2 separate regions of the Homo sapiens genome follow, and region 1 is linked to region 2. A link is an interaction called in ENCODE POLR2A ChIA-PET data of the cell type or tissue named here. Cell type or tissue: Caco-2. All regions are shown on one strand. Region 1 overlaps MYH14 (myosin heavy chain 14). Region 2 overlaps EMC10 (ER membrane protein complex subunit 10).

Region 1 (5,000 bases), 250 kb after region 2:
ATGAAACACAAGAGGTCACCGGTTCATCATTGATGGAGCTGGTGACAGCTGCCAGCTGGTGGTGGTGGGGCATTCATTACATTCTGCACTCTGTTTGCATACATGTTTGAAATTTTCCATGATAAGAAGATAACAATAAAAATTATTCAGCAATAAAAAGGAAGGAAACCTACTGCATGCTACAATGTGGATGAAACTTGAAAATGATGCCAAGAGAAAGCAGCCAGTCACAAAGGATCATATACGGCATGATTTCACTGCTATGAAATGTCCAGAATACGCAAGTCCATAGAGACCGAAAGCAGAAGAGTGGTTGCCAGAGGCTGTGGACAGGGCCTGGGGGGACAGCTAAAGGGTATGCGTTATCTTCTTGGGCTACTGAAAATGTTCTAAAAGTGACTGTATGATAGGTGCACAACTCTATGAATACACAAAATGCTATGGAATTGCACAGTTTAAATAGGTGAATGGTGTGACGTGAATTATATCTTAAAGCTGTTCGATTTTTTTAATGCTGAACGCAAACAAGAATCACAAGTCTCCTTGGAAATGGCATTTCATTTCTTTTTTTTCTTTTTTTTTGAGATGGAGTCTTGCTCTGACACCCAGGCTGGAGTGCAGTGGCTTAATCTTGGCTCACTGCAACCTCCGCCTCCCGGGTTCAAGCGATTCTCCTGCCTCAACCTCCCGAGTAGCTGGGATTACAGGCATGTGCCACCACGCCCAGCTAATTTTTGTATTTTTAGTAGAGACAGGGTTTCACCATGTTGGTCAGACTGGTCTCAAACTTCTGACCTCATGATCCGCCTGCCTCGGCCTCCCAAAGTGCTGGGATTACAGGTGTGAGCCACCGCGCCCAGCTGGCATTTCGTTTCTAAGAATTGAACCTACAGGTCTGTTTCCACAAGAGCACAAGAACCTGTTTACAAGGATATTCACGGTAGCTTGTTTCTTTTTGACCCAGAGTCTCACTTTGTCGCCCAGGCTGGAGTGCAGTGGCATGATCTCGGTTCACTGCAGCCTCCACCTCCCGGGCTCAAGAGATCCTCCCACCTCAGCCCCCCAAATAGCTGGGAGTAAAGGCGCACACCACCACGCCCAGGTAATTTTTTGTGTTTTTTGTAAAGACGAGGTTGCATCATGTTGCCCAGGCTGGTCTCAAACTCCTGAGCTCAAGCAAGCTGCCTGCTTTGGCCTCTGAAAGTGCTGGGATTACAGGCGTGAGCCACTGCGCTGGCTTAGCATTTTTTTTTTTAATTGTTCCAATAGTAATGGAATGGAAACAACCTAAGGCTCTATCTGCAAGGGATTGGCTGAAAGAATCATAGTTTATTTAAACAATAAAACCTTACGCAGCTGCAAAAAGGAATGAGGTCCATCTATTTTGAACCACAACTATGGCCAAAATATACCAGTCTGTAGGAAAGGGCAGTGGAGAGGGGGTCCAGAGCATCCTTCCATGGGAATGATGAGCTGAGTAATTTGTTTCTTTGTTTTGGGGTGTTTTGAGATGGGGTCTCATTCTATCACCAGCCTGGAGTACAGTGGTGCAATCATAGCTCACTGTAGTCTCCTACTCCTGGACTTAATCCTCCCACCTCAGCCTCCCAAGTAGCTGGGACTACAGATTTGCACCACCACACCTGGTTAATTTTTTTTTTTTTTAATTTTTAGTAGAGACAGGGTCTCACCATATTGCCCAGGCTGGTCTCAAACTCCTGGCCTCAAGTGATTCTCCCACCTCGGCCTCCCAAAGTGTTAGGATTACAGGAGTGAGCCAATGACAAGCTGAGTATTTAACTCTAGCACTGCCTGGCCCAGACTAACCTAGGCCAGAGTGCTGGGCCAGGGTCCAGGGGGGTCTCTAGTGGAAGGGTAGGGAGCTGGGGGGCCAGCTGGAGCAACCAACATCCAGGAACTTTTTTTTTTTTTTTTGGATGGAGTCTCGCTCTGCTCCAAGCTGGAGTGCAGTGGTGAGATCTTGGCTCACTGCAACCTCTGCCTCCCAGGTTCAAGCAATTCTCTAGCCTCAGCCTCCTGAGTAGCTGGGACTACAGGCGCCCACCACCATGTCTGGCTAATTTTTGTATTTTTAGTAGAGACGGGGTTTCACCATGTTGGCCAGGCTGGTCTCGAACTCCTGACCTCAGTCGGCCTCCCAAACTGTTGGGATTACAGGCGTGAGCCACTGCACTTGGCCGGAACTTTTGAACCAATAGAGAAATTGCTTCACATTTTTTTTATCACCACAGTGATGTTGACAGCTGAACATCAGCTGTGGGGTTAGAGAATGCCTCCTCCTATAGACAAATAATATGTGTCTTTTCTTATATTCTTAAAATATTTCTGGAAGGAGATACAAGAAGCTCAACAGTGGGAAACTAGGGCCAGGGAAGAGTGGGAAGGCTTGGTTTTGTCAGTACAACCTTTAGCCACATTCAGTTTATGTTACTACATGCATAGGTTGCTGCAAAGTTTTTATTTCTGAATTCCAAAAATCAGAGCTGCTGCCTGCGCCTGCCACACAGCAGGGCAGCTGCCAGGAGGGTCACATGAGCTCATGGTGACAAGAGGCCAGGCAGGACCTAAGAGGACAGGCTGGGAGGCCCAGGTCCCCATTGCAGCCACAGTCTGAATTTGTGTGCCAGCTGCCCAGCTGCGGAGTCATGCAGGCTGGGGAATTATGCAACCCTGGTTGGGAAATGCGGCGGGGTGGGGGTGGGAGAGGCCCAAGACCCTGTGTCAATAGGCCACAAGAGGCCCGGCTGTTTGCAGCCTGGGTAGACAGCCAAGCTACGCTCCATTTCCAGCACTTCCAATCCGGCCCTGGAGCCAACAATAGCTCCTGGGGCCTCCCACAGCGCCAGAGACCAGAAGACAATCAGACCCAGAGGCGGCCCTGGCTCAGCCCAGAAACACCTAAAGGTCTTTCTTTGGAGGGCTTGGTTAAAAGAATCATAGTTCACGCAAACAATGAAACATTACGCAGCCTCTGAAAAGGCGGAGGTCCACCTACGTACTTGTTACGGGTTGAATCATGTCTACACCACCCCCTCCTAAAAAGCATGTTGGGGATCTAAACCCCAGGACCTCAGAATGTGACAGTATTGGAAACAGGGTCATTACGGATGTAACGAGTTAAGATAAAATCATACCAGTGTAGGGTAGGAGGCCAGGTGCGGTGGCTCATGCCTGTAATCCCAGCACTTTGGGAGGCGGAGGCGGGAGGATCACTTGAAGTCAGCAGTTCGAGACCAGCCTGGCCAACTTAGTGAAACCCTGTCTCTACTAAAAGTACAAAAAAATTAGCCGGGTGTGGTGGCACACACGCCTGTGATCCCAACTACTTGGGAGGCTGAGGCAGGAGAATCGCTTGAACCCGGGAGGTGGAGGTTGCAGTGAGCCGAGATTGCACCACTTGCACTCCAGCAAGACTCCGTCTCAAAAAAACAAAAAGGTTGGGGCGGGGGGGTCGGGGGGAGGGGGGAGGGGGAATTTTGGACACAGATGCACACACAGGGAGCCGCCATGTGAACACAAAAGCAGAGATCGGGTGATGCGACTATGAGCCAGGGAACGCCGAAGATTGCCAGAAAACCACCAGGAGCCTAGGGAGAGACCTGCAGCCGATTCTCCCGGGATGAACCACCCTCACTAACACCACGATCCCGGGCGTCTGGCCTCCAGAACCACAAGACAATCAATTTCTGTTGTTTTAGGCACTAGGTTTGTGGTACTTTGTTAGCCTAAGCAAACTAATGCAGCACTGAGACAGAGCTGCTGTCAAAACATGCTGTTTGGTGAAAAAAGTGGGGGCACAGGCTGGGCGCAGCGGCTCACGCCTGGAATCCCAGCACTTTGAGAGGCCGAGGAGGGTGGATCACCTGATGTCAGGGGTTCGAGACCAGCCTGGCCAACATGGTGAAACCCCATGTCTACTAAAAATACAAAAATTATCCAGGCGAGGTGGCGGGCGCCTGTAATCCCAGTTACTCGGGAGGCTGAGGCAGGAGAATTACTTGAACACAGGAGGCAGAGGTTGCAGTGGGCTGAGATCACACCACTGCATTCCAGCCTGGGTAACAGAGTGAGACTCCCTCTCAAAAGAAAAAAAAAAGTGGGGGTGGGCACAGCACCCTGACACGGGGGTGATGAGCTGAGCATTTAACACCAAATAACCAGTGCCGCGCAGCCTGGGCCAACCTGAGCAGCCCTGGGACAGCGTCCTGAGCCTTCCCTAGAGCCTCAGCAGCCTCCTTCTGGTCTCAGCACCACCCACTCCAGTGTGTCTCTCACACGGCCCCCAAGGGGTCTTCTTGCTCCCAGAGCTGAATTTGTCCAACCCCTGCTCCCAGCCCTCCCACAGCTCCCCAGCACCCCAGGACAAAGTCCCAACCTCCTAGGCTGGCGTTTGAGACTCCCCACCCCTCTGCAGCTCCACCACCAGAAGTGTCAATCCCTCAAATATGCCACCCCTTTCCTGCCTCAGGGCCTTTGCACAGGCTGTTCCCTCTGCCAGGAATGCTCTTCCCCCACATCTCCAGTGCTCATTCCCTCACTTCCTCAGGACTTCGTTCAAACATCCCCATCTCAGTCCACCCTCCCCTGAGCCCCTGCTTAAAGCTGTGCCCCTCCCTCCCCCATCTTTCTCCATGGCACTCATGGTCTTTTTGTTTTTTTTTTTTTTTTTTTTTTTGAGACAGAGTCTCGCTCTGTTGACCAGGCTGCAGTGCAGTGGTGCGATCTCAGCTCACTGCAACCTCCGCCTCCTGGGTTCAAACTATTCTCCTGCCTAAGCCTCCTGAGTAGCTGGGATTACAGGTGCCCACCACCACGCCTGGCTAACTTTTTTGTATTTTCAGTAGAAACGGTGTTTCACCATATTGGCCAGGCTGGTCTTGAACTCCTGACCTCAAATGATCCACCTGCCTGGGACTCCCAAAGTGCTGGGATTACAGGCATGAGCCACTGCGCCCAGCTGCACTCATAGTCTACTAACA
Region 2 (5,000 bases):
CTGACCAGGAGGCAGGAGTCCATACCGAGGCCCAAACAGGCTAGCCCTGAGCAGGGCCCCCAAGCCTGAGGCCCAGGAGTGGACAGACCTTTGTGACACCCATTCTCTCTTCCTTTTCCATCTGTCCGGAACTCTGGACACTGCCTGGAGGAATCAGGCCTGCCGTAGGCCCAGGAAGGCGGAAACAAAGACGACGCTCAGAGACAGGAAGCAACTTGCCTAAAGATACACAGCACGTAAGGAGCAGGGACAGGACTGGGTGGGGCCCCTGGGGTTGGCCAGGAGTGGGCTCCTGAATCTGCCGATCCCTGGCCTCCTATCTGAGCTCAGTGAGCAGCGGATGACGCCTTTCTGCTCCATTCCGCTCCCTTCCCAACTCTTCCTCTGACAACATGAAGCACCTCAGCACTGAGGGGACCTCACCTGAATTCCATTTCAGAAATGAGAAAATTGGTGCCCAATGTTTCTGAAGACCAGCAACTGCTAAGACAGAGACTTCGAGGGAACCCGACCTTGCCTGAAGGACCAACAGCGCCCCCTGCAGGACACTTCCCTCCATTGAGAGAAGCCACAGGCGCCGGCCTGAGGCATTCTGAGTGCGTGGAATCCTCTATTACCACCTCCTGGCAAAGAACGGAGCTGCAACCCAGCTATATGAGACACCGAGAATGATCTCAACAAAAAGGAACAGTGACCAGAATGCCTGGGGGAGGAACAGGGGATACTGGGTGGAAGGAGGGGAGAGGGAGAAGTTGTAATATTTTGTAAAAATGAACATTTTTACTCCTAATCAATATACAAACATCATGCTCAGCAAACTTCTTGGTATGAAACTTCTGAACTTCACACATTTTCAAGTCATTCTATGGGTGGGTGGATTGGCTCCCATGGAAATGCAACTGGGACTGCACATGGGAAACAAAGGAAAATGGAATTTGGTTCACACAAACCTGTTTGGGAGATTGCATTTCCAGGAAATGGGCCAAATTGAGTTTGTTTCCTTTGTAACAACATTGTTGTGCCTTGCTGACTGGAAGGTGGGTACAAATAAAGGAGGATGGACTGACAGCTGAAGAGGCACCAGTAATTAGCCCCTAATCCTTACCAGGGAGTCTCTCTGATGGGTTAAAGAAGCCTACAGAGGCCAGGGGCGGTGGCTCACACATGTAATCCCAGCACTTTAGGAGACTAAGGTGGATCGCTTGAGGTCAGGAGTTCAAGACCAGCCTGGCCAACATGGTGAAACCCGGTCTCTACTAAAAATACAAAAATTGGCTGGGTGTGGTGGCACACGGTTGTAATCCCAGCTACTCAGGAGGCTGAGGCAAGAGAATTGCTTGAACCTGGGAGGTGGAGGTTGCATTGAGCCAAAATTGAGCCACTGCACTCCAGCCTGGGTGACAAGTGAAACTCCATCCCACAAACACACCTGCCCCCCACCCACCAAAAAAAAAGGAGCCTATAGTTTCCAGTAGACAATTTGGGGTTAGTAAAGAATTTTACAAAATACTAAATGTAGTCTTGTATATTTTAGGATTGTTTGCCATGCAACTATGTACTGGGAGCACCTAAATGCCCACATGAAACCCTAGGCTGGGAAGAGGAAGGCTTTCGCAATGCCACGCAGCCGATAACATTTTCTGGTGGCAGGAAATGGGAGGGAGCAACCCCTCCTGGAGCATTTACCTTGCCAGGTGCTCTCACATCTTAGACCAGAAGTCACGAGGCTAGGATGAGGGTCCAGGAGGCAGAGAATGAGGATTGAGTTAGGGTCAGGACAGTGGACACAGAGAGGAGGAGACACAGAAGGATGGGTTGGGACTCTATCCTGGGGGAGGTGAGAGGCCACGCGGAGGGCTGTGAGCAGGGGAGTAGTGAGGTCAGCTCTAGTGTCAGGAAGCTCTCCATTAGGGGGATGGACTGAGGGGGGGATGTTGGGGGCTGGGAGGCCAAAGAGGAGGCTGGGCCGATGGTCCAGGTGGCAGAGGACGAGGCTTGAGCTGGGACCAAGGCCATGGAGACAGAGGTGACGGGATGAGGCCAGGAAGAACTTTAGGGGTAGGTATGGTGGTGCATAGGAGAACGTGATTGGGACAGGGCAGTGCTCTGGTCCATGAGGTTGGGCAGGTGATGGCACCACTCACTGGAACAAAGATCCCTGGAGGAGCACCCGATCCGGGCAGGTGGGAGGCACTGGCTCCTTTAGTGGCCCCTGAGGCACATCCTGGGGAAGGAGCCCAGGAGGCAGCTGGGGCCATGAGTCTGGAGATCAGGGGTGGGATCTGAGCTGGAGATGAGTTGGGGAATCGCTGGTGAAGAGGGGCTGTCTGGAACCTCCAGGGTGAAGGGATGGGGCAGACACCTGGAGTAGCAAGGGGGAAGCATGCACCACCATCACACACACATCCCTCTCCCCCAGCAAGGTGGGGCCCCACCGGGCCATGTCTTCCACAGACACATATGTGTGCAAAATGATGCAGCAGAACAGGGGGACTCCTGCAGTGCTGCTTAGAACTACTCAAATCCAGCAACACACTCTTACACCAGAGATGGAATAAGATGGCACCTTATACCAGAGATGGAAACTGCCCCAGCTATGTCAAAAGAAGGTGGGGGAAAAGAGCAACACTTGCAAAACTGTTGACATGTGCATCTGCTTGTTTCTGTGGAGAGTATCTGCAGCATACCAGGGGACAGAAAACTCAGGCTGCCTCCAGGGAGGGGAAGTGGGTGCTGGAGCCCAGAGTGAGCATACAGTTTCTGGACGTGGATTCCACTGCATCTTTTGTCTATTCTGGAGACAGGGTCTCACTCTGTCACCCAGGCTGGAGTAAAGTGATTCAATCACAGCTCAGGAAGCATCGAACTCTGGGGCTCAAGCGATCCTCCTGTCTCAGCCTCCCAAACAGCTGGGACTACAAGCATGAATCACTATGCCTGGCCAACCTACTCTATCTTTTGAGTTTCATACTTCATCCCTGGATAACCCGGTCAATAAAATAAAATAGTGAGTGGGTTCCCCAAGGACCGGCCAGACGGGGAAGAAAAGTTTAATAAGAACAGAACGCTAGGGGAGCCTGAAGGAGCTCAGGCATTTCCTGGAATACCCAACAGAGTAACCCTGCCAGCCTGAAAGCAACCGAGACTTAGAGGGAAAGGACATAATCAGGTTTATAAAGATCCCAATGTTTAACCCAGGAAAAATAAGATGTTCCCCCAGTGCCGGGGTAGAAGACATCTGCAGATCAGACACAGGGACCAGGACTCCAAGTTGGGAACACTTCCCAAAAAGCATCAGTAGGCCTGGCGCAGTGGCTCATGCCTGTAATCCCAGCACTTTGGGAAGCTGAGGCAGGTAGATCACCTGAGGTCAGGAGTTCAAGACTAGCCTGGCCAACATGGTGAAACCCTGTCTCTACTAACAATACAAAAATTAGCCAGGTGTGTTGGCGGGCGCCTGCAATCCCCGCTATTTGGGAGGCTGATGCAGGAGAATCGCTTAAACTCAGGAAGCGGAGGTTGCAGTGAGCTGAGATCGTGCCATTGTACTCCAGCCTGGATGACAGAGCGAGACTCTGCCTCAAAAAAAAAAAAAAAAAAAAAAAAAAAGCATTAGTAAATATTTCTGGAATCCTCTAGGAAAAGAATGAAGCAGGATTCACATGGAATGAAGACAGAAAAAGCATAAGCTATCTCCTGCAGGTGGAGAAAGAAACAGAAGTTAGCAATGCTAAGACTATCTTCTTTATTAAAGTTACCAAAAATAGGCCAGGCGCGGTGGCTCACGCCTGTAATCCCAGCACTTTGGGAAGCCGAGGCAGGTGGATCACTCGAGTCCAGCAGTTCACGACCAGCCTGGGCAATATGGTGAAACCCCGTCTCTACAAAAAATACAAAAACTAGCTGCGCGTGGTGGTGCACGCCTACAATTCCAGCTACTCAGGAGGCTGAGGTGGGAGAATCGCTGAGCCTGAGAGGTGGAGGTCGCAGTGAGTCAAGGTACCGCCACTGCACTCCAGCTTGGGTAACAGAGCAAGACCCTGACTCAAAAACAAAAAGAAGTGATGGGAGGGAAGGCAACCTCCCACGGTGCACCACCTCCTGGTCTTGACAGTCGACTCACAAACCATCACTTGTTTATAAACGCGTTTCCGATCTGCCATCGTAATTCCATTTTAGTCATGCATCCCGAGATCATTCAAACCACACCCAAGAGAGACTGGACGACAGCACTCACTAGGGTGCTATTTATAACCATACAATGCAGGAGGCTAGCTGCGTGTCGATCTGGGGGACAGTTTAATAAACTGCCACACAACACAGCTGAGCTCCACACAGCCACATGAGGATGGGGACAGCCATTCCTTGGGTTTCTGAATAACGTATCAAGTGAGCAGTGAATTTCAATCAAGCTTGTACATCAGGACCGTCTTGCCAAAACAACAGTTGCTTTTGGCTGCTGGAAGCTGTAGCTTTTCAAAACGTTCACACATTTCAATGTATCGTCGATGTTTTTAAATAGACTTACAGGGAGGGTGGCACACAGCAAAGGCCCGCAGGCCCTCGTAGCACCGCAGTCCAGGTAGGATGCTGGGCGGCGGGGGGTGGTGGAGGGGGTTCTATTTACAGTGTCTGGGCTTTGACTCCACTAACTGTTGGTTTTGTTTTCTTTCTTAAACCTTTTCCTTCAAGTCTGGAAGCCTGTGGAGGGCCTGTCACCTTAAAGGCAAGGATTCCTTGTTTGCACCAGGCAGACAAATGTCAAACCACGACCCCAGGGGCTGCACTAGGCGTCGGGCCCAGAAGCCCCCGGCCATCCAGCCCCGACTCTTTCATGCCTCTGCCCCTGATGAGGGGACCCAGGGTACCCTCAAGGGGACACAGAAGGGAGGCTGCATCCTAGTCCAGTGTCAAAGTGAGGGGGGCGCTGCAGGAGCCTGGACAGGACCACCTAGCCCAGCCAGGGACAGGAGGGTGAGACCACCTGGAACAAAGGCACA

Evidence for each region. ChIA-PET counts read pairs that join two places held together with the same protein. Peaks named below come from ENCODE experiments on the same cell type or tissue, not always from the same donor. Only the 100,000 strongest peaks of a DNase experiment are listed, where the experiment ranks them.
Region 1: POLR2A ChIA-PET joins it to region 2 with 12 read pairs; 1 of 35 experiments calls an interaction of 5 or more read pairs at or near these places.

The regions. Positions count from the first base shown.
Region 1 is chr19:50,232,290-50,237,289 of GRCh38, reverse strand. The region is part of intron 10 of MYH14 (myosin heavy chain 14); the gene reads right to left. Among named protein-coding and RNA genes, the nearest start is that of MYH14, 31 kb to the right of the region's middle. In Caco-2, no CTCF peak of the experiment used is centred here; a DNase peak (open chromatin) is centred at 2,689.
Region 2 is chr19:50,482,628-50,487,627 of GRCh38, reverse strand. It overlaps EMC10 (ER membrane protein complex subunit 10), which reads right to left. Exons shown (of 7, transcript NM_206538.4): 7 at 1-5,000. It overlaps MYREM (MYBPC2 cis regulating lncRNA enhancer of myogenesis), which reads left to right. Exons shown (of 2, transcript NR_186349.1): 1 at 1-236; 2 at 440-818. Among named protein-coding and RNA genes, the nearest start is that of MYREM, 3.8 kb to the left of the region's middle. In Caco-2, a CTCF peak has its summit at 534 (motif pointing left); a DNase peak (open chromatin) is centred at 587.